Regions from separate parts of the Homo sapiens genome. Here region 2 is linked to region 1. Evidence: chromatin loops called from intact Hi-C (ENCODE). Cell type or tissue: IMR-90. All regions are shown on one strand. Links, peaks and the distances in the headings refer to the core of each region. The heading gives the core; the rest is flanking DNA. Region 1 overlaps SNPH (syntaphilin). Region 2 has its middle 120 kb from the start of SIRPA.

The links. Peaks named below come from ENCODE experiments on the same cell type or tissue, not always from the same donor. Only the 100,000 strongest peaks of a DNase experiment are listed, where the experiment ranks them.
Region 2: a loop joins it to region 1, with 11 times the contacts of the local background. A loop is called at or near these places in 9 of 110 quality-filtered maps.

Annotation. Positions count from the first base shown.
Region 1 is chr20:1,304,890-1,320,124 of GRCh38, forward strand. It overlaps SNPH (syntaphilin), which reads left to right. Exons shown (of 7, transcript NM_001318234.2): 7 at 1-4,438. The coding sequence ends at 1,165. SDCBP2 (syndecan binding protein 2) reads right to left here. Exons shown (of 9, transcript NM_080489.5): 3 at 14,701-14,770; 4 at 13,429-13,529; 5 at 8,451-8,609; 6 at 7,698-7,873; 7 at 7,448-7,619; 8 at 5,911-6,002; 9 at 5,020-5,606. The coding sequence ends at 5,552. FKBP1A-SDCBP2 (FKBP1A-SDCBP2 readthrough (NMD candidate)) reads right to left here. Exons shown (of 10, transcript NR_037661.1): 4 at 14,701-14,770; 5 at 13,429-13,529; 6 at 8,451-8,609; 7 at 7,698-7,873; 8 at 7,448-7,619; 9 at 5,911-6,002; 10 at 5,020-5,606. Among named protein-coding and RNA genes, the nearest start is that of SDCBP2-AS1, 13 kb to the right of the region's middle. In IMR-90, for the core only: a CTCF peak has its summit at 8,790 (motif pointing right); a DNase peak (open chromatin) is centred at 8,812; H3K4me3 peaks cover 211 bases; H3K27ac peaks cover 137 bases.
Region 2 is chr20:1,770,171-1,785,405 of GRCh38, forward strand. It overlaps the pseudogene LOC100289473. Among named protein-coding and RNA genes, the nearest start is that of SIRPA, 120 kb to the right of the region's middle. In IMR-90, for the core only: a CTCF peak has its summit at 7,249 (motif pointing left); DNase peaks (open chromatin) are centred at 5,151 and 7,221; H3K4me3 peaks cover 977 bases; H3K27ac peaks cover 564 bases; H3K27me3 peaks cover 1,638 bases.

The DNA.
Region 1 (15,235 bases), core at 4,299-12,298:
TGATGACCTGAAGACGCAGCTGTCACGCATGCAGGAGGACTGGATTGAGGAGGAGTGCCACCGCGTGGAGGCCCAGCTGGCCCTGAAGGAGGCCCGAAAGGAGATCAAGCAGCTCAAGCAGGTCATCGACACTGTCAAGAACAACCTGATTGACAAGGACAAGGGGCTGCAGAAGTACTTCGTGGACATCAACATCCAGAACAAGAAGCTGGAGACGCTGCTGCACAGCATGGAGGTGGCCCAGAATGGCATGGCCAAGGAGGATGGCACTGGGGAGTCAGCCGGTGGGTCCCCTGCCCGCTCCCTCACCCGCAGCTCCACCTACACCAAGCTGAGTGACCCGGCTGTCTGTGGTGACCGCCAGCCGGGTGATCCCTCCAGCGGCTCTGCTGAGGATGGGGCAGACAGTGGCTTTGCAGCAGCCGATGACACACTGAGCCGGACGGACGCGCTGGAAGCCAGCAGCCTGCTGTCGTCGGGGGTGGACTGTGGCACCGAGGAGACCTCGCTGCACAGCTCCTTCGGCCTGGGCCCCCGCTTCCCTGCCAGCAACACCTATGAGAAGCTGCTGTGTGGCATGGAGGCTGGTGTGCAGGCCAGCTGCATGCAGGAGCGTGCCATCCAGACAGACTTCGTGCAGTACCAGCCTGACCTTGACACCATCCTGGAGAAAGTGACCCAGGCCCAGGTCTGTGGGACAGACCCTGAGTCAGGGGACAGGTGCCCAGAGCTGGATGCCCACCCTTCAGGGCCCAGAGACCCCAACTCAGCAGTGGTGGTGACAGTGGGTGATGAGCTAGAGGCCCCAGAGCCCATCACCCGTGGACCCACCCCACAGCGGCCTGGTGCCAACCCCAACCCTGGCCAGTCGGTGAGCGTGGTGTGCCCCATGGAAGAGGAGGAGGAGGCTGCCGTGGCTGAGAAGGAGCCCAAGAGCTACTGGAGCCGCCACTACATCGTGGATCTGCTGGCTGTGGTGGTGCCGGCCGTGCCCACGGTGGCCTGGCTTTGCCGCTCCCAGCGGCGCCAGGGCCAGCCCATCTACAACATCAGCTCCCTGCTGCGGGGCTGCTGCACTGTGGCCTTGCACTCCATCCGCAGGATCAGCTGCCGCTCGCTGAGCCAGCCGAGTCCCAGCCCAGCGGGCGGCGGCTCCCAGCTCTGAGGGGGCCCATTCTGGCAGCGGCGCCTGCGGCCTGACCACTGATTGTAGGGATGCCGTTCCCCCCTCCCTTCTCCCATGGGCATCATCTTATTTATTTAGTTTTGGGTGTGGAACTGTTTCTTTTTTTCAAGATGTTAAAACAGTCCCGTGGAAGGAGCAGGGGTTGGAGAAAGGCATCCCAAAGCTTCGATGGAGAGCAGGGAAGGGGGACCCAAGGCAGGAGGTACACCAGCTGGACAAATTGCAGGGAGGGGAGGGAGCGAGGGCCAACCCGGCCCCTCTGTCCCCTTGGCTCTTCAGACAGGGCCAGCCCTGCTCAGGAAGTCTCTGGCTGTCTTCATGTGGGGAAGCCGGGCTTGAGTTGCCCATAGGCCCCTGCCCTGCACCATCCTGTCCAGTGCCCTGCGCACTCCATGCCGTCTCTTCCAAGCCACCTTGCCCGCAGCCCAGGCTCCTGGGCCAGTGCTCTCTCCTCAAATGGAGGCAGCCATGGCCTGAAGTGCAGATCACTGACCCAGGGCTCAGAGCAGAGGCCAGAACCACTGGGCCGGCCGGCATTCCAGCCTCCCCAGACTGCTGCCCACCTTGGGACTCAGGAGCTCAGTCAAGGCCACAGGCTGGAGGAGAGACGGGGCTGGGCGCAAGGTGGCGGAGGGCAGTGTGGGTTCTGTGTCTGTCTGTTCATCCCAGGCTTTCCCGTCATCCCTTTCCTCTTGGCACTTCTGGGTGTGTCAGTCATTATTCCTGTGAGGTAGCTAAGCCCGGCAAGCTCAGTGCTGGGGTAGGAGGGCCTGCCTGAGTCCCAGCTCCCAGCTGGAGAATCCACCAGCACAAGAAGAGGAGGCAGGGGCAGAAACCCAAGGGGGCTCCCCCAGCCTTCCAAGGTGAGGCCATCTCATCTGCAGGCTGGGAGGCAGGGCTGGACTCAGGAACCCACAGCTTACTGAAAAAGCCAGAGGCCATGACTGCCCCCAGAAACTTGCCCCGAGTTTCTCTGGGGCCCTCGGGCCCAACTTCTGCTTTGCACTATGTTCACTTTGGGGTTGGTTCTCAGCCATCCAAGGGTCTCCAGTGAGGTGGCTGCTTGCTGTCTGAGATGAGGGTTCCTAAACCTTAAACCTCTCTGCCTCTGGAGGAGGGTGGGGTATTCTGGCAGGATGAATCGCAGGATGGCGCGTACTGAAGCCACGATGTTCATCCAGGCCAAAGCAGGGTGTCCTGGGATAGGTTTCCTAGGCAGGGGCGTGGCAGAGCAGGTAGGCGCCCTGCAGCCTCCCTGCTCCCAGCCCAAGGCCAGTCGGCCTGGGAAGTTCACTGCCCCAACTCTTTTCCCGGGACCATACTGAGTCCCCCAGCCACGCTGCTGACATTACCATTATTATTTTACCAAGTAAACTCACTCCTTTTCCCCCACAGGGGTTACACCCATCTGGTTGTCCCACCCACTCTTCAGAGGCTAGGCCCCACCTCTGGGGGTTGGAGGGACCCTGTGTCTTACTCGCCCCTCTGGCCTAAGGGCCACTCTGGTTATCTGCCAAGGTTGCTTGCCCTCACCCCAATGCTCCAACAGCCATTGCCTAACTCATGGGCTCTGCCCTTCTGCTCGGTGCCCTCCACGTGAGGCGGGGCACCTGCATGCACTGGGAGGGGGCGGCTGGCCCAGCCCTCGGGGCAGGAGCCCCCTCTGCCACACGCTTTGTGCCTCCAAAGCTCCCCCCGCCTTGGTCAGGGCCTCAGACCAGCCAACCTTTGTGGAATAAGCCCCAGCCCAGCCAAACCAAACCCAGATGCCTGAGGCCTGGCTGGGGCTGCCCCCGCAGGACACTGTGGCCATGCCACGGAGGGGGCAGTGGACAAAACCAATCCAAAGCCAAGCCGGGACTGGCTGCGGACCCAGCCTCCTGTGCCGCGCACTCACGGAGCTGCGTAGTCTCCTCAGACATAGTCAAAGCTTTGCCGAGAAAAGAAATGTATGAACTATATTTGACAACATAAAATCTCTCTATTTTTCACCACTGGAATTTAGTCAAGCTTCAGGCCCCTCTGCTCCTGTCTGTGTCTTGCGTCTGTGGCCTTCCTATTGTGTCTTGTGTTTTGGTGGATGTGACAGGGCTGGGGCCACAGTCTACTCTGTCTCTGCTGCTAGAGAAGCCACCTGTGGAGGACTGGGCTGTGGTTGGGCCTGAGGCCTGTGGAGGAGGTGAGTGTAGCCAGCAGCGGCCGTCTACTCCTGTTCTGGCCTGAGACCACCGGTGTGGGTCACGAGGGCCCTGGCCCACAGTGTTGAGGGTCCTCTCTTTCGGGGGCTCTCCTGGGGCCTTCGATGGGCTTTTCTTCTTGTCAGTGGAGGGAGCAGCTCCCCACTCAGCCCTGGGACAGGCCCTGGGACTGTGGTGGCCGGTGGCCCTGGCCCAGCTCTGGAGTGCATGTGTGTGTGCTCAGATCCCGCATCTATGCAAAGGTGCAGGCTGCCTGTGAGGCTCCAGGCGGTGGAGGTGCGGCAGCTGCTGCTCAGGTGCCATGCCCTGAAGAGGCAGGGTACACATGGGGCTGGGAGGGCAAAGATGGGGCGGGGCCTCCCCCTGAGAGAGCTCACCCTCCACAGTGACCCTTTTCCTTCCTGCCTAATACCTCCTCCCGTTGGGCTGTGACTTTTCCTCCTGCCCTCAGCCTCTGAAACAGAAATCTTTGGGGCCTCCCCTTTCCCCAGCGTCTGGCAAGAGCTGATGAGGTCCTGAGGAACAGTGTCCCCAGGAACCACCTTCTGGAGCCTAGCGGCCAGACGTGGCTTCTCCTGAGTTCTAGGGCTCGGGCCAGAGTGGCACTACTGCCCGGCCAGTCCAGGCTCAGGCAGGAATCGGACGCTGGGGCCCGGGCTCTGCACAGAGAGCTGGGCTTGAGTGGAGTTTATTGTAGATTTCTCCCAAGGGGATCACTTAGCTTCTCACTGACACACCCTTCCCAATTGCCACAAGCGCAGGGGTATCTTACAGCACTTTGGGGAGGGGTGGGACAAACTGCAAGGTTCTGGGGCCAAGGCCTACCCAGGGGCCTCTGCCCAGAGAACTCACAACCCCCTCTCTGACCTGGGGGACAATGCAAACAGGTCACAGTGCATTCCCATATTAGGCCATCCCCTTCACGAAGAATTCAGGGGATGTGGGAAGTGGGGAGGCGGGGAGGGATCTTGACTCTTGTCTCCTTTGTCCTTTTGTTCAGACAGAGTTGTACCTGCAGCAGACAACTCTGAATTAAAGCATGAAAACACAGCAAGCCCCTTGGCCTGTTTTCTTTATACTGGGTGGTTTCTCTAAGGGGAGGCAGTGGGAGGGTTCACACCATCTTCCTCCAGCGCAGGGGTCACAACACCCGCACGGGAAAAAGCCACGTGGGCAGCGATCATCTCTGATGTGCAGGGAAGCAGAGAGCTGTGTGGGGCTGAGGCACCACTGCCCTCTTGGGGTCAGGCTCAGAGTCTGGAGCCACCTCCCCCTGCCCCCACATGGCACACCCTGCTGGGCGCCATGAGCACATCGCGTCTCACCTTCCCCAACACCCCCTAAAGTGGCTTCTCATGCCCACTTTGCAGAAGCAGAAGCAGCCACGGTCACACGGGGGGTGCCCCAAAGCCAGTGCTCCCTTTGTCAGCCCCACTGCCCCACAGTCCTACCCCATCCCCACAGTTCCATCCTGTCCCCAGTTCCAGTCATCCCCGCGCCAGGCTGGCAGGTGGCACGTGACAGAGGCAGAGCCAAATCATGGCTCTCAGAGGCCACGCGTAGAAAAGGCCCTGGTCTCACCACGGTTTAAGAGGAAACCAGCCCTGGCACGTCAGGGGACCAAGGATTCCAGAATTTTCAGTTACCTTTTTATTTTATTTTCAATAGTTTTGGGGGAATCAATTACCTTTGCGGACAGGGTTTTGTTTAAAATCAAATCTTTATTCAAAAGATAGTCAAGGCTGACAACTTATGCAGTCTGTGACAAAGAGCAAGTCAAGGCAAGGAAAAAGCTCTCACAAAGAACGTAGCTCTGTTCTCTTAAAATGTGTAACTGTTTTCCTGGTAGAGCAAAATTTCTTGAAAGGGGCCCAGTTGCGACTTTAAGCAGCGTTTAAACAGCCTGCCTCCGTGTCCAGCATTTAAATCAGCACAAGAGAATCGGCTGCCTGTGGGCCCTGCCTGAGCCTCAGCCTAGCTTGGAGTCTGAGGCTCCAAGGAGGCCTGTGTGTATAAGCCATCCCATGGTCACCCTCCTGGACACGCCCCCCTCATGGCAGCCCCCACCTTAAGCAGCAGGCCGGCTGCAACCCATCATCCGAGGGTGGTTGCCCTTTGCTGCAGGAGGGCGGGAAGCCCCCCCTGCCTGCCCTGCCCTGCAGTGGCTTCAGGCATCTGGGATGGAGTGGTCCATGGTGTGGTGGAGCAGGACTGGAGGCAACCTGGATACAGCAACAACAGTGACCAGGTTGGCAGCTCCTTCTCTCCACCCTCCAGCAACCTCCACCCCCTTCCGAGCCAGTGCATCCCATGTGGGCCTTCACTCCCAGTTCTAAGACTTTCGAATCACCAGAAGCCACAAGCTACCTTGGAGGGAGGGGAAGGGAGGATAGAGCTGGCTGAGCCTGTGCCCTGTGTCAGCACTGAGAAAGTGGAAGTGGCTGAGCCAGGTGCACCTGGGAGGCCGGGAGGTGAAGGGGATGGCAGAGGAGGGGTGAGGAGGGGTGAGGAGGGGTGCAGCCTTACTTTTTGACCATGTGCTCGTAGATCACACTGGGGATGATGGTCAGGGTGACAACGTTCCCAGCCGTGGCCAGAATCTCCATGATCTTTTTGTCCTAGGGAGGAGGCAAGTAAGCGATCACCCTAAGGATTGGGGACCAGGGGCAACTCTACAGGCCCCTCTGTGGAGGGATCAGCATGGCCACTGCTAGAGGACACCACTGATGGCTGACTGCAGGGCAGGGCTGCCTCGGACCCCGAGCCTGTCAGATGAGGGTCCCAGCAGACTCCCAGGTAAGGTCTTGCTTGAGTGAGAACATGGGTCTCCCACCTGAGGATCTCCTTGGTCAAATGAGCATGCCTCTTCCCACCCTCAGCTTGAAGGCCAGCGGTGTGAGCCTGACGCGTAACAGGGCCTCATCAATGCGATTCTCCTCCCCCTTCCAAGGGCTCCCAGAGACTCACCAAGCCCACAGTCACATTTGGGTTCTGGCCTCAAAGCATAAATGCCTCCCCATCCTGTGGGAGGTACTAGGCGTACCCATCCACCCTCTGGCTCCTGCTGCCTCCAGGGCCATAAGGATCCTCCTCCTCTTACATCCTCTTACATTTGCTTGTTTGATAAAAAGAGATGGGCCTGCAGACACCACTTAGATCATGGGAAGAACAAGAAATTAAAAGTCTCTACGCAAAGCGTGCCAGGTGGTCCAAACACTAACGTTATGGCCATAGAAGAGCCTCTGGCCCTCACTCAGAGCCTATTGACCTTTACATTACACATGTATGTTATCTGGTTATGTGTTTTCTTGGTTGTTCGAAAATAAATGTGAGAAGATGTGCTAGACAGGACTAGTGATGGCCACAGGTGGAAATAAACTTTGAAAAGACAAACGATCTCAAGAAGTGTGGCTGGCTGGGACAAACCCAGTTCTGAAGAACCTCACGACCCCATGGATTTCTGAATAACGATTTTCTAAAACATTCCTAAACTACTGAACATGATCCACTATACCAAAAAAAGTGCCATACAGAGCAAGGAGGTGTCCATGCAGCCAGCAATAGCTATTATGTATTAAGCACCTGCTATGTGCCTGGCACTGTGCTCAGAGCTCTAGGTACACTGTCTTTTTTTTTTTTTTTTGGAGACAGGGTCTCTCTCTGTTGCCCAGGCTGGAGTGCAGTGGCATGATCATAGCTCACTGCATCCTTGACCTCCCAGGCTCAATTAGTCCTCCCACCTCAGCCTCCTGAGTAGCTAGGACTACAGGTGTGCACCACCACGCTTGGCTAATTTTTTAGTTTTTTTTGTGGAAAGAGGGTTTCACATTGCCCAGGCTGGTCTCGTGCTCCTGGACTTAGTGATCCTCCTGCTTTGGCCTCTCAAAGCACTGGGATTACAGACGTGAGTCACCGCACCCAGCCCTACGAACACCGTCTTACTGAACCCTCACAGCAACCTTAGGAAGAGGATGCTGAGGCTCAGGTGGGGTAAGCAAGCTGCCCAAAGACCTGAGCCCTCCCACCACCCGGCAGTCCCTCCCTGGTGCGGCCACCAGCCTACCTTCAGCCCGATAACATTCTGCCCGTCCACCTCACACACGTAGTGGTTGGTGAGGAGCCCGTTGCGGGCCGCAGAACTCCCTTTGACCAGAGAGACAATCTTCCCCTTCTTGATCACGAAGCCGACGTGGCCCATGCTGTCCTTGTGCATGGTGACAGTCCGCTGGAACGGCCTGGCAGGAGGGACAGTGAGCTGTCCTGGGGACATGGCTGGGGTGAGACGGAGAGGCTGCCCGGGCCTGGCTACTCACCTGTCCCGAACCACCACGACAATCTTATCGCCTGATGCCTTCTTCACCACCTGATGGGCTTTGTGCGAGCTCCACCCAGCACAGTCACGCCCGTCAATCTGCAGGAGCTGGTCCCCAAAGCGCAGCCCCACAAGGGATGCAGGGGTGTTGGCCTGGACCAACTGCACAAAGAGCCCCTGGGGGAGGCAGGGCCCCAGAGTCAGTGTCCCTGGCCCACCCTAGGCACAGATCCCTCTTCCAACCTGTTGTTTTCCTCCTGATACTCCAGGAACCTACAGGGTGCCAGGGACACAGCTCTGCATGGCAGGCACCAAGGTTACCCCATTTACCGGGGAGGAAACACTCTAGGCCTCATAGTTAGGAAGCAGGTGAGTCAGGATTTCAACCCTGGCCTGGGGCTGCACTCCGAAACACTCCACTGTACCATTCACAAAGGCATGGGCTTCCCTGGCGTCGGCTGTCTACACCGTCGCCTGGAAGCTAGATGCCCTGGGCAGCGAAGGGCAGGTGGGGAAGGGAGGCTCCTCCGAGCGACGGAAGCCCACGGAGAGGCCAGTGGAGGGCCCTGCGCAACCCAGCACCAGCCCCGCCCGGGTCTCGGGGAGGAGGGACTGGGGGCAAGAGCCTGGCCGCTGGGGTTAGGAGGCCCGCTCTGCACCTTCCTTACTGTGGACGGGCCCTCTGAGCTCTGAGGCCTGGCGGGAGAGCGCGTGCAGCTCGAGCTCCTCTTCCCACCCAGCCCCCGCGCCCTACCTGGTCGACCTTCCGCAGCCTCAGCCCGGTCTTGCCGCGCTCGTCCTTGCACAGGTGGATCTCGCGCACCCCGGGCTTGATCTCAGCTCGCCGCACGCCCAGGCTGTACCCGGTTACCGGTGCCACCATCTGGCCGGGCCCGGGGCCCGAGACCGCTGTCTGCAGACACCAGGGGGCAGGGGGTCAGCCCGGCCCGTGGGGACCCTGTGCCTCAGGAGACACTGGGGTGGGGGTAGGGATGGGGAAAGGAGGATGGAGCCGTCCCCGGGTCCCCCCACGTCCCCAGTCCACGCTTCTCCCCTAGGGGCGAGAGGAGACGTGGCTCCACGCGGCCACTAGGGGGCGTCAAAGTCCATGCCCTTAAAAAGCCAGGAAAACGGGGAGGGAAGGGGCGAGGATACAGGAAGAGGCCCTTCATTTCCCAAGGGAAACTGGCATCAGGAAAAGCCTCCTTTAAAACCCACTTAAAATAGAAAAAGTCACAGTAAATAGTGAGCAACAGGGGATAAAAGGACTGGATTTTTGTCTTGAGAAAAATGTAAAAATATACAAATTCATGATGCAGAAAAAGGCAAGGAACTTCACTCTCCCAACACTATTAAAGATGGTACTGGAAGACCTAGCCAGCACAGTAGGCAAGAAAAGAGGGGGAGTCACACAGATCAGAAGAGAAGAAATAAAACGGTTCCTATTTATAGATGGCACGATGGTCTACTAGAAAATCCCAAAGAATCTACAAATAAACTCCTAGACCAAATAAAAGAGTTTAGCAAGGTCCTGGGATACAAAATTAACACACAAGATTCAATTGTACTTCTGTATACTAACAACGAACACATGTAAACTGAAATTTAAAATACAACACCAGGCTGGGCGTGGTGGCTCATGCCTGTAGTCCCAGCACTTTGGGAGGCCGAGGAAGATGGATCACTTGAGCCCAGGAGTTCAAGACTAGCCTGGGCAACTGTTGAAACCTCCTCTCTACTAAAAATACAAAAATTGGCTGGGCTGGTGGCAAGCACCTGTAGTCCCTGCTACTCAGGTGGCTGAGGCAGGAGAATTACATGAACCCAGGAGGTGGAGGTTGCAGTGAGCCAAGACTGAGCCACTGCTCAGTCCAGCCTAGGTGACAGAGCAAGACTCCACCTCAAAAAAAAAAAAAAAAAAAAAAAGGAAAGGAAAGGAAAGGAAAAGAAAAGAAAGGAAAAGAAAAGAAAAGGAATACAATACAATACCACTTACAATCACTCAAAAAAAAAAAAAAAAAAAGAGGCCGAGCTCAGTGGCTCACTCCTGTAATCCCAGCATTTTGGGAGACCAAGGCCGGAGGACCACTTGAGGCCAGGAGTTCAAGACCAGCCTGGGCAACAAAGCAAGACCCCCATCTCTGTTAAAAACAAAAACGAAGCAAAATAAAACCTAAAAACAAGAACAACAAAAAGAAATACGTGTAAATCTAACAAAACACATACAGGAACCGTATGCTGAAAACAACAAAATACTGATAAAAGATATCAAAGAAGACCTAAATAAATGGAAGATTCTCTGTATTCACGTGTTGAAAGAATTAGTAAAGCTGTCAATTGCCACCAAATTGATATACAGATATAACACCATTTCTATCAAAATCTCTACAAGATGTTTTGCAGATCCAGGGAAGGTTAGTCTAAACTTTATATGAAAAGACAAAGGAATTTAGAATAGCTAAAACAATTCTGACAAAAAGAATAGCGAGAGGAATCACCACCAAATTTCAAGACTTATTATATATAGCTACAATAATCAAGACAGTGTGGTACTGGTGAAGGGATAGACAAGTATCAGTGGAACAAAGTAGAAAATCCAGAAATAGCCTCAAATGAGTAAAGTCAACTGCTTTTTGCAAGAGTGCTTTCAACAAATGGTGTTGGCTGGGCGCAGTGGCTCATGCCTGTAATCTCAGCACTTTGGGAGGACAACACAGGGAGATCAGCTGAGGTCAGGAGTTCAAGACCAGCCTGGGCAACAGGGTGAAACCTCATCTCTACAAAAATACAAAAATTAGCCAGGTGTGCTGGAACGTGCCTGTGGTCCCAGATACGCAGGAGGCTGAGATGGGAGGATCGCTTGAGCCCAGGAGGCGGAGGTTGCAGTGAGCCAAGATCATGTCACTGCACTCCAGCCTGGGTGACAGAGTGAGACCCCATCTCAAAACAAACAAACAAACAAAACAACAAAAAAAGCAAATGGTGCAACCATGGCAAAAATATGAACTTTGACTGAAACCTAACTCCTTACAAAAAAATTAACCCAAATTCAATCATAAACGTAAACGCAAAACATAAAACTATAACCATTTTAGAAGAATACGAAGGAGAAAATCTTTCGGACTTAGGGCTAGGTAAATATTTCTTTACAAAGTATGAGCCACAAAAGAAAAAAAAATCAATAAACTGGACCTCATCAAAATTCAGAACTGTTAAGCTACAGACTGAGAGAAAACATAAACCACACATCTGACAAAGGACTTTAGAATACACAAAGAACTCCCAAAACACTACAGACAAGCCCCAGCCTGGCCAACATAGCAAGACCTTGTCTCTGCAAAAAATAAAAATAACAATAATAAAAGAAATTAGCTGGGCATGGTGGTGTGCACCTGTGGTCCCAGCTACTCGGGAGGCTGAGGTGGGTGGATCACCTGACCCGGGAGGTGGAGGCTGCAGTGACCCGTGATCGCACCACTGCACTGCAGCCTGGACAATAGAGCAAGACCCTGTCTCAAAAAACAAGAAGAAGAAAACAAGCCATTTAGAAAATGAGTAAAATATATGAAGAAACATTTTACCGGAAAGAATATACAGATGGTAATAAGCACATGGAAAGATGGTCCACATCATCAGGTGCCAGGGAAATGCAAATTAAGACCATGATGAGCCATCATTATACCTATCATAGTGGCTAAAATATAAAATAGTAATAATACCAAATTCTGGTGAAGACATGAAGAAACTGGAGCACTCATGTATTGCTCACGGCAAAATAAAATGGTATAGCCACTCCAGGAACTAGTTTGGCAGTTTCTTTTTGAGACAGGGTCTCACTCTGTCACCCAGGCTGGAGTGCAGTGCTGTGATCTTGGCTCACTGCAGCTTCCACCTCCTGGGCTCAAGCAATCCTCCTGCCTCAGCCTCCTGAGTAGCTGGGGCTACAGGCACAAGCCACCATACCTGGCTAATTTTTGTATTTTTTGTAGAGATAGGATTTCACCATGCTGCCCAGGCTGGTCTCGAACTTCTGGGCTCAAGTGATCCACCTGTCTCAGCTTCCCAAAGTACTGGGATTACAGGCATGCACCACCACACCTGGTGGCAGTTTCTTTAAAAAACTTAAACATACATTTGTCATACAGCCTAGCAATTGCACTTTGGGCATTTATCCTAGAGAAATGAAAACGTATGTCTATACAAAAACCTGTATAAGAATAACTTTGTTTGTAACCACCAAAAACTGGGAACAACTTAGCTATTCTTCAACAGGTTAAACAAACCCTGGTACATTCACATCATGGAATACTACTCAGCAGTAAGAAGGAATGAACTATTATTGACACACACAACAGCCTGGATGGATCTAGAGGGTATTGTGCTGAGTGAAAAAAGCCAACCTCAAATGGTCACATACTGTACGATTCCACTTATGTAACATTCTGAAATGACAAAATTATAGAGATGGAAAACAGAGGGCCGGATGCCAGGGGTTAGGGAGGGTGGCAAGCAGGCAGGCATAACTATACAGAAGCAGCCTGGGAGGGAGGTGGTTGTGGTGATGAACTAGTTCTGTATGGATTGCAGTACTGGTTACATGAATCTACACACTGATGAAATGACATAGAACTAGAGACACACTGTACTCGCGTAAGACTCCTGGTTTTGATAGTGTACTATAGCTATGGAAAACATAAGCATTGAGGAAACTGGGTGAAGGGTACTAACAACTTCTCTGTACTCACTTTGCATCTTCCTGGGAATCTACTGTTTAACAATAAAAAGTTAAAAGACATACAAAATTTTAAATTATAAAAATGTATTCATCATCTTATATTTTATCAAAATTACGGTTGAATGCATTTATGTCTTAATTATAGGAACAAAGAGTGATGACAGTGGGGCTGCCTACAGAAGGACCTTCTTTGCTTCATGTCTGCCTTTCACAGCACGACCATGAAGGGGGCCACTGTGGAGAAACACCCCAGGGTGCCATCAGTTCTTCTCAGGGTCCCACATGGCCTCATCCTTGTGGATTTCCTCCTGTCAGATCCTCGTTTTGGCAGTGGCTTTGTATGTGTCTGTGACAGTTCTCTATCATCATATCCATGAACTTCATGAAATTCCCCAGCCTTAGACAACTTTGCAGTTTGTACTTTCAGTTTCATCGGCTCAGGACGAGCCTGGCAGGAAGACTGACAGGTGGGACGCAGGGATGCTAGAGCTAACTGGCAAGGGGCTTAGGCGGGGACTGGTTCTACAGGTAAATATGTTTTCAGTGGCATATATTTCTGTGATGGTGTCTTTTGCTCCCCGAAGCCATGGAAAGCAGGAATTGAGCCTTGTTGTTTAATTTGGGGACCAGAGTTGGGTGACGAGCTCCTGCCCTCTCGGCTCTGTTTATCCATGCAGGCAGCCCTGCTTTTGATGTCCCCAGGTTCACGCTGGGCTTAATGACCTCCCTTCTCATCCAGCTCAGGCCCAAGGTCAAAGGGCAAGCCCTGGTTCTCCATCCCCAAGGCTTGTGGGAAGATCTGAAACCATGAAAGCCCACAGTGGTTTTCGTGAAGCCTCAAAATGAACGGTGCCATCAAGAAACAGAGCCAGCAGAGTGCTGGGGAGAGGGGAGGTCCGAGCACAGAGAGAAAGAAGGTCTGTTGAAATGGCAAGACCAGGAAAAAGGGAGGATTGGGAGGTTCTGCGCCCGCAGCAGGCAGAAGCCAAATACATACACTGTCACCCTCTGGAATCTGAAGCAGGCTCTCCTGGACTTCTTGGCTGGAGAGGGAAAGACCCATATAATTTTCCAGTTCTGCCAAGTTTGGGTACAAAACTGATAGGGAAAGAAGGAAGAATAAATGTGTCATTAGAGGACATGTGCTTCCCTATGCCTGCCTGGCTCCCCTGTGGCTGCTCATTTTTATTAAGAAATGGAGCCTGGGAATGGTATTTATTTCCAAGACTGTGGGGTATCCCCAGGAACACTCACTGATGAGCGCTCCTCAGAGGGCCCAGGTGCAGGGTAGGACACCGAGTCCTCATGCACCACTTTGCTATTCAACTCCACTGACTTTATTTGACACCCAGAAACCTCTGCATCCCTCAGCGAATGGTTCCCACCAGGACTGGCAGGGTCCTAATCCCTTCTTATAAGGATTTGTGTCCTTATAAGAAGAGACAACAGAGGGCTCATGCATGCGCTCTCATGCTGTATCTCTCTCGTGTTCTCGTTTTCTCTCTCTCTTTTAAGCAAGTACACTGAGGAAAGGCCATGTAAGGACTCAGCCAGAGGGTGGCCATCTGCAAGCCAGGAAGGGAGGCCTCACCAGAAACTGAATTGGCCAGAACCTTGATCTTGGGCTTCCAGCCTCCAGAGCTGTGGGAATATACATTTCTGCTGTTGAAGTCATCCAGCCTATGGTATTTTGTTATGGAAGCCTAAGCTGAATAAGGCAAGTGGGGTTCTGGCCCCTTCTCTCTTTGAGCCGCTATCTGCCGTCCACTTCTTCCCCACCTGCCCCCACCCCAGGCCAGCCATAGTTCCAGCAAGGAAGTCTGACAAGTGTGGTATTTCATTCCCGGGGTCACATGAGATTGGATCACCAGAATGGTGCTGAAATGCTGATTTGAGGTGACTCAAATCGTTTATATAGACAGAGGCCCCACAAATGATATCACATCCTCAAGGCAGCCTTGCTGGGGGCATCAGAGAAGCCATAGCTTCCCTAACTTGAGCTGGGTTTGGAAGGATAAACAGGGGTTCACCAGGCAGTCAAGGAGGGAGGGGAACAGCATGGGCACAGGCTCTGGGAGGTGAGGTGACTCAGCCCAGGTCACCCAGGCAGTAAGAGGTGGGTGGCAACTGGAAGCCTGGTCCTCTCTTCCCACCATGTTGAGTCCTTAACCCTGGAGCCTCCCATACCTTTGGCATTGCCAAGCTTCCCTGATGATCTCTTCCCTGAAAGGACTTGGCACCCAGGAGCCCCTCATCCCAGCCCACTCACCTGGTGGTGGGGAAATGGCTGTTGCCTGGACTGGCAGGGCTGGCATCTTGGGTGAGGCTCTGACCTGGGCCTGGGGAGGAGCAGGGAGCACTGGTCAGCTGTGGCCAGGACCCCAGGAACCCCAGAGCCTGGAGCTCCATGAGGCCAGGGTCTGGGCATTAGGGGTGTGAGTGGGCCCGGGGTGTGGGGGGAGTGTGCACCAACCCTCAGGGCTCAAGATCACGTAAACGTGGCCTCCGCAGATGTGTCTTTTCCTGGGAGGAAGTTCTGGGGGACTGTGACCCACCCTATGTCACAACCCATTTACTGCCTGCAACAGGCAGAACATCAAGGCCCATCTCCCAATCAAGTTCTCAGCTGAAAAGTCTCCATTTCTCAAAACCCACTGGAACCACAGAGTGCTGGGATGGAGGAGGAAGGGGGCTTCTGGGGGCTAAGCAGACCAATGCCTATGCCCACTAGTCTTGTTTCCTCTGAAAGCCTGCCTTAGAGCATGGAGCCCGCCCATCCTGGAGGGAGGGAGAGCTGGGCCTGG
Region 2 (15,235 bases), core at 4,142-12,141, 470 kb after region 1:
CTATGCAATAGAATGTATTCACAATAAGGAAAACAGGACAAATTTGAAGTCCTATAAAACACTAAATATTTCAATAGACTTCTTATGAACACACAACACGATGCAGCTCTAACACTAAACTGAGGGCTGGGAGATCTGGATTCTGGTCATTGCACTGATACCATAGCCAACTGCGAGACCTGTGCAAGTCACTTTCCCTCTGTTTCTAAGACTCTAAAATCATGAAATTCTCTGAGGTCAGATCAGCTCTCATGGGCCTAGTTAAGAGAGATTTCAGCTCTTGGTCTAGGGTAGAGGAAGCAACTCTTTCTGTAGGGCAATTTGAAGGAGTTACAGGAATCCAATTCCCAAATATTCTTTTCTCATCCTCAACCTACCCAGACTTGTAAAAGTCTATCAATGATGTTGCTAATGGCAGCTGAGGCAGACACCCTCCCTGAGCTTATTACCTGCACTTAGTCTTTCCCTTTCAGCACACAGGGAGAGCACAGGGATCTCACCAAGAAAAGAGCAAAACCTGAGAATGGAAGACTCCGGGTGTTGAAGCCCTGGTAACTGGGGTGGTGCCCGTGGAGAAGAGGGCAGGGTAAGGTGCCCTCCACACAACTGTCATGGGTTCTAGAAGGTGGGAAGGATCAAAAAAAATAAAAAAGGATAAGAGGCTGAGAAGGCCCATTTCAACCGCCAGTGAGTTTTCCTGGCTGTCTGGTGTCCAGGCCAGTGCTGGGAGGACAAAGGCCTGAGCACGGCTGATGACAACTGCTCCCATCCCCTGAAAGTCAATGTTTGAGGCAGTGTGCATGCATTCTCTTATTCAATTCTCACAAAACCAAATAATGTAAACACTGAAGCTACTTGGTGTCAGAAAAAAAAGGTGCCACTTAGAAGCAGCCTATACAAAATCAGGCCTCAATTTCATAGAAATTGTAAAAAAGGAATTGGTTGGAACGTCATCTTGAAAAGCATTTAAATTTTAAAAAATTTACTTAATTTATATTTGCATATAAATATATAGTATAATTGCAAAGAGGCACCAACTCTTATAAGAATAATTGTTGGAAGTGGACGGAAGCTGGCATCATTTTTTTTCCAGAATTTATACTATAGTACCAACAAATCCTTCATTTCAAATCTCACATTTATAGCACAATCATTAAAGAGTAATTTTGAAAAATCATTTGAAATTATTTGAGTGTTCTATCAATTTTCATAGGGGCATCTTTTAATCGAAGGGCTCTCTTTTGAAGTGCCCACAGTATCATTAGCATCGTGAATTTTTTCTTATTATTATGATTCCATTTTTAACACTCAAAGGCTTTGCCTGTGATCCCTGCAGCTCCCCAATATCACCTGCCTCAACTTCTTGAAATACAACTTTTTCAAGATCTCAGTTTGCACTTTGCAATGGATATGGATTCTATTTGCACAAAATGGTGTGAGGTTTGCCACACATCAATCAAGGCAAGACCAACCTCCTACAGCAGAGGGTTTCTGGGCTCCACGCCTCCTCTCCCAGCTGCCTGACCTCAGCGCACTGGTGCAAGACAGTACTACTCACACCGAGTCCCACCTTGGGCTTCCAAAACCCTTTCCTTTTCTCTGCCTCAGATTTCTCTGTAAACACGAAATGCCACCTCCCCACTACAGGCACATCCCCACCTCTCCTCCTTCATGAGACAATTCTCAGGCATAGTCCACCCAGTTCTTCAGAGGGTCTCCAGTGTCATTGGGCCCCAGTTTTCCACAGGGCCATCCAGCTCAATAACTCACTCTTTCTTGGCCGACCCCCTGCAAAGCTAGTATCTCTCTCCCTGCTCCCTCATCCCAACCTCTCAGCATCACCCTCCAACCACCTACCCCCAAGTCCTGGGTTCAGGCTCTGCTTTCAGGGGAACCCAAATAAAGATACCCACAAAGATATTTCCATGAGAGGAAGCACAGCCCTGAGATGCATGCAGTGTTGAGTAGGGAGGGGCTTGGAGTGGGAGCTAATTTTATATGTAATCGATTTATTTTTGAAAATTTGTATTTTCTATAACTTTTGCTTCTCAACACCATCGTCCTAGCTCAGGAGAATTACATAATAAATACTCAGATAAGGAAGATTCCCTGAACTATCATTTCTCTATTTTACAGACAAAAATACTGAGGATGGGAGAACATAAGCGACTTGCAGCAGATCCCACAACTGGTAAATAGAGCAGAGTTGGAAGCTGGAATTCATGCCAAGGTTTCTCACTCACCGGCTTTACAACCTTAAGCAGCCTTCACTTCTTTGAGCCTCAGTTTCCTTCTGTAACCCACAAATGGCACAAACAGTATAGGGAAGTTCTATGCATTGAAGTCCATTCACATGAGTGTGCTTTACTGTCTGCGTGCTGTAAATGTTTGAGACATTACTACCAATATTTTCTGCCATGTAACATGATGTGTTTACTTCCCAATAGCACAATTCTCCCCCTGTTTTGTGAATGAGAAAATGAAGAGAGATATAGTTTGTAGATTTTAAAGTCCAATATACATTCAAGGAATTAATTTTACTGCTATGCAAGCTTGGACCACTCACTTGCCTTCTCTGACTTTTACAGTTGTCAGAACAATGGGATGACGGTTAAGATTTCTTCTAGGCATGATACTTTATGACCTCATGGAATTCACAGATCTACCAAGCATTGGTCCAACCCGTCTAAAGACACCATTGGCCCTAGAATTTAGTTTCCCAAGCTCTTCAAATCTTCTTCCTATAAAATAATGATAATAATAAAATTGAATTCCCAGAAGATATCCTGTCTCCATTTTACAGATGAAAGAAGTGAGTTCTGAGAAGTGCTGTAAATAATAATAATAATAACAATTGCCACTTCTGAGTAGTTAGTATGAGCAAGGCACTGTCTTACGTGCTTTACAGGTATTATTTCACTAAATTCTTGCCTCAATCAAACAAGGGATGTGCTTGCTTATCATTGAAGGTTCTTCTTCATTTTTCATTGAGGAAACTGAGGCTCAGAGAAGTCCCCACCCCAACTCTGCACTACCTCAGCTGAGCAGAGAGAGAGATCTTACCCTGGAGGTACTGGTCCAGGCCAGTGGTTTTCTGGAAAAACCACGTCAACTTGTGCTCCACATGGCAAACGACGTGGGAGAACACATCATCATCCATCAGCGGGACAAGCACACTGCTGGTCACATTGTAGGTGTGTCCACTGTACTGGACGCTGGTCTGGGGGTTTGGGAGCTCGTGTTTGTTTTTAAGCCAGGTCACAGTAACCTGGTGTGTCGAGAACCCAGAGGATGCATAGGTCAATCGGATCCTTGTGCCAGGCTCAGATCGCTGAAGGGGGCCTTGCAACTTGTAAGGCTGGACACTCTGGCCTGCAAGGATAGACCCCTCCCATGAGAGGGCACAGAGGTGCCTGAACCCCAGTGTGAACAAATACACAGCATCTGCCAAGAAGCCCATTGCTTCCTCTTTCATAAGATGTAAAGGTTATGTTCTGATAGGAACCAGTTTCTGAATCTGATAACGGAGGCCGGACAGTGAAACTGTAGCAATGGGCAACAGCAGTTTGTAAGGAGGTCAACTCCTACAGATACTGCATAGCGAACACTCACTTGGCACCTACCCTGCCTACAGGCTCTTCCCTAAGTCACTGAGTTCTCACAGCAGCCCTCAGAAGTGGGTGCTGTTACTATCCCCATTTCACAGATGAGGAAACTGAGGCCAGGCAGGCTAAGTAACTTGTCTAAGGTCCATCAGTCAGTGGCAGAGCTGGGATCTTAGCCAGGTAGTCAGGCTCCAGGGTCGGCACCCCTTACTGTCACTCAGCCCTACCCTCAGTCTTTGAAAATGGAAGAAAACCTCATTTCTCAGAGGCTGGGTCATGGAGAAGAGGCTGGAACCATGGAGAAAAGGTTAGGAGCACAGGCTTTAGGATCTCACTCAACCCAAGTTTACATTTCCACTCTCCACTGAAGCCCAAGCAACTTAACTCTCTGAGCCTCAGTTTTTTCATCTGTAAAATGGGGGCGATTTTTTTTAATAGAAGAAGAATGGCTTAAATTTTATAACAACTATTCATCCCATTTTGATATCTGGAGTATAATTAAATTCAGACTTCCTTTGTTTATTTAGCCATTAGTTTTGATGAAGTACATTTTTCTTTTCTTTCTTTTTTTAAATTTTATTTTACTTTAAGTTCTGGGATACATGTACGTAATGTGCAGGTTTGTTGCATAGGTAAACATGTGCCATGGTGGTTTGCTGCACCTATCAACCCGTCACCTAGGTATTAAGCCCCGCATGCATTAGCTTTTGGTCCTGATGCTCTCCTTCCCCTCACCTGCTGCAACAGGCCTCGGTGTGTGTTGTTCTCCTCCGTGTGTCCATGTGTTCTCATTGTTCAGCTCCCACTTATGAGTGAGAACACGTAGTGTTTGAGTTTCTCTTCCTGCATTAGTTTGCTGAGGATGATGGCTTCCAGCTTTATCCACATCCCTGCAAAGGACACAATCTCATTCCTTTTTATGGCTGCGTAGTATTCCGTGGGGTATATGTACCACATTTTATTTATCCAGTCTATCACCAATGGACATTTGGATTGATTCCATGTCAAGGAATTTATTTTACTGCTTTGCTATTGTGAGTAGTGCTGCAATGAACATACGCATGTATGTATCTTTGTAATAGAATGATTTATATTCCTTTGGGTATGTACCCAGTAATGGGATCGCTGGGTCAAATGGTATTTCTGGTTCTAGATCCTTGAGGAATCACCACACTGTCTTCCACAATGGTTGAACTAATTTACATTGCCACCAACAGTGTAAAAGCGTTCCTATTGCTCCACAGCCTTGCCAGCATCTGTCATTTCTTGAGTTTTTAATACTTGCCATTCTGACTGGTGTGAGATGGTATCTAATTGTGGTTTTGATTTGCATTTCTCTCAGAGTTAATTAATAAATTAAGTGATGTAACTAGTGTAGAATATGTAGCACACAGTAATCACTATATAAACGGTAGCCCTCCGCACCATATACTCACAATGACCATCCAAGGAATTATTATTAATCATATTTTTAATATTAACAGATAAAGAAAAGGCTCAGGGAGGGTTAGTGACTCATCCAAGGGCCTCACAGTGAACAGAACTGACATTGTAACCCAGGAATTCTGACTCCAAGCCAAGGCCTTTTTCTGTTACATCATAGCTGCCTCTACTTCTGCACAGTTGGCTCTATATTAACCAATGACCTTTAATATTGTCCTACTTGCAGCTCAGCTCTGGGCTAGGCACTGTGGAAACTGCAAACAGTCACTGCAGAGAACTTGCTATGGGCCCCATTGTCCAGATGCCAAGCAGGAGTCAAGGAAAGGAATCTTAAGCAGGGCTCTTTGAGGTGGGTATAACAATTGTCATTACAACAATGGAAAACTTGACTCAGAAAGGGAGTTGCGGCCAGGTGTGGTGGCTCACGCCTGTAACCCAGCACTTTGGGAGGCCGAGGTAGGTGGATCACCTGAGTTCAGGAGTTCGAGACCAGCCTGACCAACACGGTGAAACCCCATCTCTACTAAAAATACAAAATTAGCTGGCCATGGTGGTGTGTGCCTGTAATCCCAGCTACTTGGGAAGCTGAGGCAGGAGAATCACTTGAACCCGAGAGGCAGAGATTGCAGTGAACTGAAATCACACCATTGCACTCCAGCCTGGGCCATAAGAGCAAAACTCCATCTCAAAAAAAGAAAGGGAGTTGTTTTGTCTTAGGTCACATGGCTGGGGACACTGATCTGTTTGACTCCGACGTTTGGCCACCTCGAAACATAAGAGCCAGTCCCTGCTTCAAGGATGTGAGAGTCTAATCACGGAAGATGGGTGTAAATGGAATAAAACCCCAGGTCGGGGGACTTTGGGAACGCCCTTGTAGTTTAAATACTAATTGTGAGAACTAACTGGTATGGACCGATAAGACCACACAATTCAGGAAGAAATAAATATCAGAAATAGAGCATTTAAAATTGAGATTTGAGAAGAGACTTGAGATAACACTAAGCTTTGTATTCTCGGGCAGGATAGGAAAGAAAAATGCAGAAAAACACATTGAATTTTTGAACAGACACGCCTGCATTCTAACCCCAGCTATGCTGTTTGGAACCTCTGAGACCTTGGTCCCTGTGCTAGCTCTGGGCTCTGTTGTAGGATCAGATAATGTATTTGAGGATGCCTAGTGTGCAGTAAATGCTCTACGGGTGTCACCCAGTAGGAACAGAGACAGAGTGGGGAGTTCGTAACAGGTGAGGGTGCTGATGAAGGCATTTATGGGCCAGGTTGGGGAAGGATAGCTGCAATGCTTTGTTAACACCAAATAGAAAGGGGCCTAAATGCCAGAAAAGGAAGGGGCTGCCCTTCCCCCTGCAGACCACGGGGCCCCACAAAGCTGCATAGCGGAGCCATATAATCAAAAGGATGCTCCCAGGGGGTTAATGTTGCAGCAGTGGGCCAGATATACCGCATGCAGGCAAAAGAGAAAAATAAAAGAAGAAAAAACCAGCATGAGTCAATAAAGAAGTATCGTAACTTGCTTCTGATCAGAAAGGACCAGTTTTGAGTTTTTCAGCCAGACCTGTATATCCTGCTGGGTGAGTGTTTTTCTTCTCTCTGCTGGACAACAGACAAAAAGGCACGGGGAGACTGAAAGCTGAGTGGGATCATTCCTCTTAAGAATTCTTACAGCAGCCAGATAAGAGGCCAATTCCGTCAGGGAGAGAGAGAATGCGAGGTGGAGGGCCCTGGTGGGAAGATGGGCTGTTGTTGCCGGTCCGGCACCCTTACCCTGGCAGCGGCCTGCGCTGTAATACTCCGAGGCATCCACCCTCACTGCCCCCAGGGGACTGTCCTTTTTGACTTCACGTGGTTCTGGAGGGCTGTGGGTCCATAGGCTGGCTTACCCCTAGCTCACAAGGCCCGGCCGATCCTAATGACCTCCACCCACCCTCTCGGACACTGAGCGCCCCCACCGCCCAGCCGGCCCACTCTGGGCCAGTAATTCATTCTCCCGAGCTCATCCCAGCCTCTGGGCCGGTAGTTCATTCTCCCGAGCTCATCCCAGCCTCTGGGCCGGTAGTTCATTCTCCCGAGCTCATCCCAGCCTCTGGGCCGGTAGTTCATTCTCCCGAGCTCATCCCAGCCGGGCGGAAGGAGCGCCGCCCGCGCTCTCTGGGTCTGAACTGCCGGCCGACAGCTCCCTCTTGTGGAGAAAACGGTTTGAGGCCGCAAAGAGTGAGCGAGAGACGGAGGCAGAGATTCCAGGCGGCAAGGCGGGCCAGAGAAACGATCAGCACGGCCAACAGACGACCCACAAAATGGGAGAAAATATTCGCAAAGCGCGCATCCGACAAAGGTCGAAGATCCACAATCTATAAGGAACTTAAATAAACTAACAAGTAAAAAAATAACACCATTAAAAAGTGGGCGAAGGATGTGAACAGCTACTTTTCAAAAGAAGACACACCCGCGGTAAACAAGCATGTGAAAGAATGTTCATCGCTAATCATTAAAGAAATGCAAATTAAAACCACAATGAGATACCATCCCACACCAGCCAGAATGGCTATTATTAAAAAGTCAAAAAATAACAGAGGCTGTACACCAAACTGCCCCCAACACAGTTTACCTATGTAAAAACCTGCACATGGGCCCAGACCTAAAACCAAAGTTAAAAAAATAATAATAAGATAATATAAAAATACTCAAAAAAGAGAGAAAGTGAAGAGGACAAGGAAAAAGAGAAGGATGGAAGGAGAAGGAAAGTGAGGGGGAAAAGGAAAGGGAAAGGAGGAGGAGGATCTGTTTGACCCCGTGTAAGGGCCTGTCCTGACCCCATGTAAGGGTCTGTCCTGACCCCGTGTAAGGGCCTGCCCTGACCCTACGTAAGGCCGTGCATGGACCCTCTTTTCCAGCTGAATTCAGAATTCTGGCCTCTGTTTAAAGTTGCCATCCAGAAACTTTCAACTGTGCCAGTCTTGATTAATAGCCTTTCTAGAAGGCACTTTGGTGCTCAGCAGTCCTTAACCTCTGCCATTTCTTGCAGTCAAGTGTTAAGGTGGAGAACTTTCAACATCAAGAATGCATGGAATTAGGGAAGGGGAGTCCCACCCTTTCTTCTTGGGGAGGGTGTGGAGGAAGGCGTGAGAAGTGGAGTCTGGGGGCGAATGTGTGAGAGTTGTATCACCAGCTGCGGGTATCCTTCCTTCCTTCACCATCATCCAATGCCGCCCTGAGTCTCTGACCCTCCCCAGCCGTGCTGCCCACAGGGGATGTCCAGAGGGGCTGGGCCAGAGGCTGTACCCACCTTTCCCCTGCCTGCGCACCTGGGCTTGCAGGGTGACGTTGGCCTTGAGTGGGGGCTGCTCATCGTGGACCACCCAGCAAGCAAACTCACGCTCCTCCAGCGTGGCCTCTGCCTGCCACGTGTGCTCCAGAGAGTATGTCCCATCTGGATTTCTGGTGGCCTGAGGGGACGAGGGGACACCAGGGTCTGGATCATGCTCCTGTTCTCCATCCAGGTGAGTCGCAGGTGGGCGGGATAGAAGTGGAGGACGTGGCAGGTGAGATTCACTCTGTCTTGCACATGTACATGGGTCCCAGAGGTTTCAGTGGTGATCTTCAGGGTGGGGACAACTAGACAGAGGAATAGGAAGTAAGACCTGGTGAAATCAGCCCCTGCCTGTGGCCACCCATGCTTCCCTCTCCCAGGGAACAGCCTCAAGGTCTCTCGCCTTTTTTTAAAGAAATATTTTTTTCTTGTATGCGTAATGTAAAGCAAATAGGGCTAAATGTTAATATTCATTAAATATGGGTAAGGGTACCTGGGTGTCTGCTATATTCTGTATTTTTGAAATATTTCATATCAGAAAATATAATTTTAAGAATTAGTAAAAGGTGATGCCCATGACGACAGGGACTTTATTTTGCTCGTTGCTGCATCCCCAGCACTGAGCACAGGGTCTGGCATACAGTGGATATTCATTATTATTAAATGAATAATAAACATTTAAAAAAAAAACTGTAACAATGACATTAATAGAACAAAGATGTTTAGAAAGGGAGTCTGGGACCAGATAATAACAAGATCAAACATTCGTAAGTAAGTCACTGCATGCCAGGCACTGTTATGTGTGTTTTATAAGGAATAATTCATTTAATCTTCACAGGACAGCTATGAAGTAGGTCCTCATTTTTTTCCTGTTATATAAAGAAACTGGTATTAAATAGTCAAGTAACTCACAAGATCCCACAAGTTGTAAAGTGGCACAGCTAGGATTAAAACCCAGACAGCGAGCCCCTGGAACCTGCGCTTATAACCACAATACACATGATCAGAAATCCATGAGGAATTTCATTTCCCCATTTATGAAATGAGGCTTTGGGCAAAAACCCTGAAAGCTGGATGCTTCCAGGGTTAATGTCCACCCCACCTGACTGCCCATTCACCTCAGAGCACTTGGGAGAGATTCATGGTTGTTTTCAGGGGCTCTGCCAGGGCCCTGTGGGTGACTTCGCAGGTGATCTCAGATGAGACATCCTGTCGGGTCAGTGTCACCCATGCCTTGCTGGTGATGAAGTCATTGCCTCCATTGTCAGGCACCAGGCGCTGAGCTGAGGCTGGATGTTCATCACTGTCCTTCAACCACGTAACATTGAAGTCCCGGGAGAAGTCCTGGGAGTTGAAGGGGACAGCAGTACAGTTGAAAGGCACTGAGTCTCCAGGGCTTGTCCTGTGAGATGGACCAGTCAGAGAGATGAAGGGCTGTCCAGCTAAGGAAAGAGCAATTGTGATTGTACACTGAGAGTGGGACACACCCCACAGGCACCAGTGGCACCAGAGCTGTGTCAGGCCCTGGGGGCCTACTATATGCTGTGTCTGATTCTGTCTTCAGGCAGCATATCGGCATTTGATCATAAGAAAACAAGCAAATGCAAATGTGATTATGACTGATCCCAGTGCCATCAAGGAAACCCAAAGACTGCATAGATGGAGAATACAGGGAGGACTTATTCTAGAAGGGCAGCTGGGGAAGAATTACTTGAGGAGGTGACATCATTGAGCTGAAACTCAGGAATGAATAGGAGCCAGCAATGGGAAGGGACAGAGGAAGGACATTCCAGACAGCGGGGACAGCAGGAGAGAAGGACCTCAGGCAGGAAGGGCTTGGTGGGCTTGAGAAACTGAGAAGTCTGTAGGGGACCCTAGTGTCATGGCAAAGAGGTCCAGAGTGAGAAGAGCCTGGGGACCATGGTGATGATCTTGATTCTATTCTGAGAGTGATGGGAAACCAGCAGAGACTTTAACAGAGGGGCAAAGTGGTCTGATGTACATTTTTTAGAGGATAACTGGGGTTGTTGTGTGGAGAATGGGAAGGAGCGTGGCAGGAATGGAAGCAGGGAGACCAGTGGGGAAGCTGGTACAGACCTCCAGGCCAAGGTGATGGTAGCCTGGACTAGGGTGGTGAGAAAAGGAGGCTCGAGACACATTTGGAAGATACAGCCCACAGGACTCAGTGATGGGCGGGATGGGGGGTGAGGGACAGAATGAATTCTGGATCAACAATTCCCAGGTTTTCTCTAGAGCAGCTGTGTGGGTGGTAGCTCTACTTTTTGAGCTGGGAAGATCTGGAGAAGGACCAAGTTGGGATAGGAAGGGAATGGTGATGAATCAGGATTTCCATTGTGGATGTAAGTTTATAAGGACTTGAGTGTAAAGTCAAGAATCACCCCAACAGGGATGGTTGGCCCCCCTACTCGGGTGCCTCCCATCAACACTTCACTAGACCCCCGTTGTCTGCTTGCTTACCTGCAGTGACAGGGAGCTGTCTCCATGAGAAGCAGCTCCATTCACCCTCACACCCAGCTAGGACTATGACAAAATATTTCCTGCTTCTGGGATATAACCTGGGATCTGTCTCCCAGAATTTTCCCAGGAAAACTGCAGGATGAGACTCACCCCTCCTTCTAAGGACAGCCTTGCAGAGCTCTGGAGCAAGAAACTCCCCAAGTCTTCACAGCATTCCCTAAGCCCCTGCTCTGCACCAGGTCAAGAGCTGGGTGCTGAGACCACAGAGATGAGTCAGACAGGACCCCCACCCTTGAGAAGCATCTGGTCAGATGGGGGTGAAAGGCAAATAAACAACCAATGACAAGCAGGATGACAGGCAGAGGGCAGCGCAGGAGGCCATAGGAACTTGTCCTCTTAGCACACAGCTCTGGTACCTTCTGGACTGTGCTCTGCCCTCATCACCCACCCTGCACACAGCACCGTGTGGTTCAGAAAACATTTTCAGCCATGTGTGCTTCTTTTCTTCCACATCTCAGCTGTGGGAGGCTGGTATTATTGTCCTCACTTTCCAGAAAAGGAAACAGAGATTCAGAAAGGTCTCGTGACTTGCTCAAGGTCACACAGCCTATCAGTGACTAAAGAGGGAGGGTAAGAAGGCCTGTCTGACTTTGGGTCCAGGACTCTTCCATGCCTCCAATGCCGGAGGCTCCATCACTCTGGCGACTTCTCTCTCTCTCTTTTTTTTCTCTCTCTCTCTTTCTTTCTCTCGCTCTGTCTTTTCCACCCTTACACCCTCTCTGACCCAGAACAGGTAGCCACCCAGACTAGAGCTGACATCGGGAAAACTGGGAGGTGGGCTCCTCTTTTACCCCCTGACCTCCCCCGAGCCCCTCACCCTTAGGTCACTTCCTCTTCTGACCCCCAAGCTCCCACCAGCTCCCTTTGTCCGCAAGGTCTACATTGAAGAAAAGATGCAAAACAGCACCTGACTGGCAGGAAAACAGCTCAGTCACCTCCTCTGAGCCTCAGTCTTCCTTCAGAAAGACACAGTGGCTGGATTTGGTCATTCCTGGGGGTCTCCTTGCCTGCCCTGAGGGTCTCTCTGGGCAGGAATCAGGACTCACCTGTGAGTCCCAGCAGAAGGGTGGGCAGGAGGGAGCCCAGGGCCCGCCCAGGTGTGGTAGCCATGGTGAGAGACTCACAGTGCTCCTGGTCTGTTCCTGGTGGCAACCACTGGATAAGGCCCTGAAAGAGCCCAGGAGCCACTGACCAGCCTCTGACAGCCTGGAGCAGGCCTTATACTTCCCAGCTGCCTACCCCACCCCATTCTCTGCCATGCCTGGAACAGAGGCCTGAGCCACAGTGAGGGAAGTGGTCACTGTGGCCACGGCCTCCTTCCAAGCTGCAAACCTTCAGGCCTGAGGTGTCTAACCAGGGAGGCATCTGGAGCCTTTTAATGGGTTCCGACTGTCCCTGATTCCCCATGAGCAAAACCAGAAAGCGGCTGAGCTCTGCCTCAAGCTTCAAGCCACAGAGCTGGCCTCTGATAGGCTGAGCCTTGATGTCCCTTGTCCTGGAGGCTCCTCCATGCTGAACAAGCAGCATCAAGAGCCTGCCCTGTCCCAGGCCCAGACACGGCTTCTGGGAATGCAGAATGGATCAGATATGGGCCCAGAGGGTTGAGAAGTGAGCCTTGACATACACAACCACGTGCAACCAAGAAAGACCCTAGACTTTGAAACCCAACCCTTGCCTCACAGCTTAACTGGGCTTGGACAATGGTGGCACGGATTTCCCATGGCCCAGAACTGTCTACTAGGCTCCACGTTGGGGAAACATGAGTTTGAAACACAGCCACCAGTTTCCCTGACCTCCCTATGAAAACAACCTCTCCCTTTGGTCTCTCTCCATTTCCTTACCCTACGTTACTGGGCTTTCCAATGGTTAGCCCTGATGTATATTACTCGTTTTTATCCATTTCCCTCATGAAAAACAAATGATTTGCCCTGAAGACTACTGCTTTTTGTTCATGGCTGTAACCAGCAGCCACACAGTGCTGGGCACAGAATAGATACTCGCTAATAACAAATGAACCTTTGGGGCCAGGTATGTTCTCAAGACTGATTACAAAGCAGCCAAGCCCAGCCTGCTCCCCAGCCATCCCATCTCTTTGGGGTCTGTACGCTCAGCTAAAGTGGAGGGAGAGGCTAGAGAGGAGTTTTCTAGCCTGGGTGAGGCTGTTATGGAAACTCCCCTGACCTCACAACCCCCCACCACTACTCAGCCAAGCAAGGCACCCCAAAATGACTCCTAGATATTACGTGCCTGCAGGAGGAGGAGGCTGGCTTTTCTTTTTCCAGGTGTCTCCTGAAGCAACAGTGGATTTGCTGATCCACCTTGATGTTGCCCTGAGCAGGAGAAAAAGGAACTGAAAAGAGACAGCAGGGTAGAGTGACGGGGTGGCAGGGCAGCAGCTCAAGCTTCCTCCATGCAGAGTGGCAAGGGGGTGAGGTCCATGGAGAGACCCTCATTGAAAGGGGGGAGCCGACCTTAGAGCATCCCACTCAAGAGAGATGACCACTGGCAAGAGGGCCTAGGAGTAAGAGACTGCAGCATGGACTCCAGCGGGGAGCTGTGAACCTGGATCAGATCATGCATAAAAGAGACTGTGCAGCAGACTGTGTACCCCCACAGCATACACACATGGGCACACACACGTGCACATGCATGCACACATGCACACATTCAGGATCCTCCTAGGAATCCACACCTGTGCCCTAGGAGGCAGCTGGCTTCCAGAGTCCAGCCATAGTGAACAGAGCATTGCTGGGTAAAAGAAGTCCCTCTTTTTCCATCTCCCTTCCCAGGCCCTAACACACCAGATGATAGACAGACCCAATTCAGGGAAAGGAGGAGGGACAAAAGAATGCTTCACCTCCATCCCTTCCAGATCCCTCAGCAGGGACTTGGAGGCAGCAGTGGGCTGGGGTGAGAGAAGGAAGTGGACGCTGAACTAGATGTAATGTTGGCATTTTCAACCAGACTAGTTTGGACTGGGCAGGGCCTGACACAGAATAGTTACTTTATAAAGTTTGGTAAAATTATTCATCTACCCTCAGTTCCTTGGTGACACTAGCCACATTTCAGACACTCAATAGTCACGTGTGGCTACTGGCTACCATAGTCGACAGTGAGGTCTTGGGTGAAACATTCTTCATCAGGGAAGTCTTTTCTACCCTAATGTCTCCCTGTGGGTTCAAATACTTCTCTTGCAGAGCATTTATCACAGTTATAATTAAACTGTTAACTTGAAACTAGTTGCATAATAACTCTTTCCCTTATTAGACTGTAGGCTCTGGAGGACAGGGACCATGTCCTTGGTCACTAGTGTAAATAAGTGCCGGATGAATGTTTGTTGGATGGATGGATGGGTGGGTGGATGGATGGATGGGTGGATGGATGGGTGGATCCATGGATAAACAGACTAAGAGGAAGGTATGTGCTACAGGGCAAGGGACAGAAGGAAGCAATCCCACTGAGAAAGCAGAGAAGCCTTCCTGGAGGAAGTGGGCTTCCTTCAGGGCTCCTGTCTCAGCCCTCCAGCTTAATCACACCATCTACACAGAAGGAGAAGACTGGCAACACTAGGGCTAAGCTGCAGTGGGTGGGCAGCCATGGGCAGCCTGCCTTGTGGGGCTGGAAGGCTGAAGGGGAAGTGGAGAAGATGAGGTTCTCCAAGGAGTGGCCTGAGGAATGCCAAAGTACCCACAGGGCTAGCCCAGGCTGGGCCATGCGTCCACTGGGTAAGGCTTGGCTTCCTCTGAGTAGAGTCACGTCAGTCTCCTTCCTTATTCTAGCACCGGCAAGAACTGGCTGTCACGTACTCTATAAGCACAACCTTTTATAGGAGCTGGGGACCCAAGAGCCCTCATCATGAATATGGGCCCCTGTGCTGGCCTAACAGGCTGAGGGCCCAGAGAGGACAGAGAGTTGCTAGCTCTTCAGAAAAGGGACACTGGGCCAGGTGCAGTGGCTCATGCCTGTAATCCCAGCATTTTGGGAGGCCAAGGAAGGCGGATCATGAGGTCAGGAGTTCGAGACCAGCCTGACCAACATGGAGAAACCCTGTCTCTACTAAAAATACAAAAATTAGCTGTGCGCGGAGGCATGCGCCTGTAATCCTAGTTACTCAGGAGGCTGAGGCAAGAGAATCGCTTGAACCCAGGAGGCAAAGGTTGCAGTGAGCTGAGATCGCGCCAGTGCACTCCAGCCTGGGGACAGAGAGAGACTCTGTCTCAAAAAAAAAAAAAAAAAAAGGACATCAATGACCCTAAAATCCAACTCCTTGCTGCAAGGACCCATGGATCTTTTACCCTCACCCCATCTTCTTAGACTTACCCTT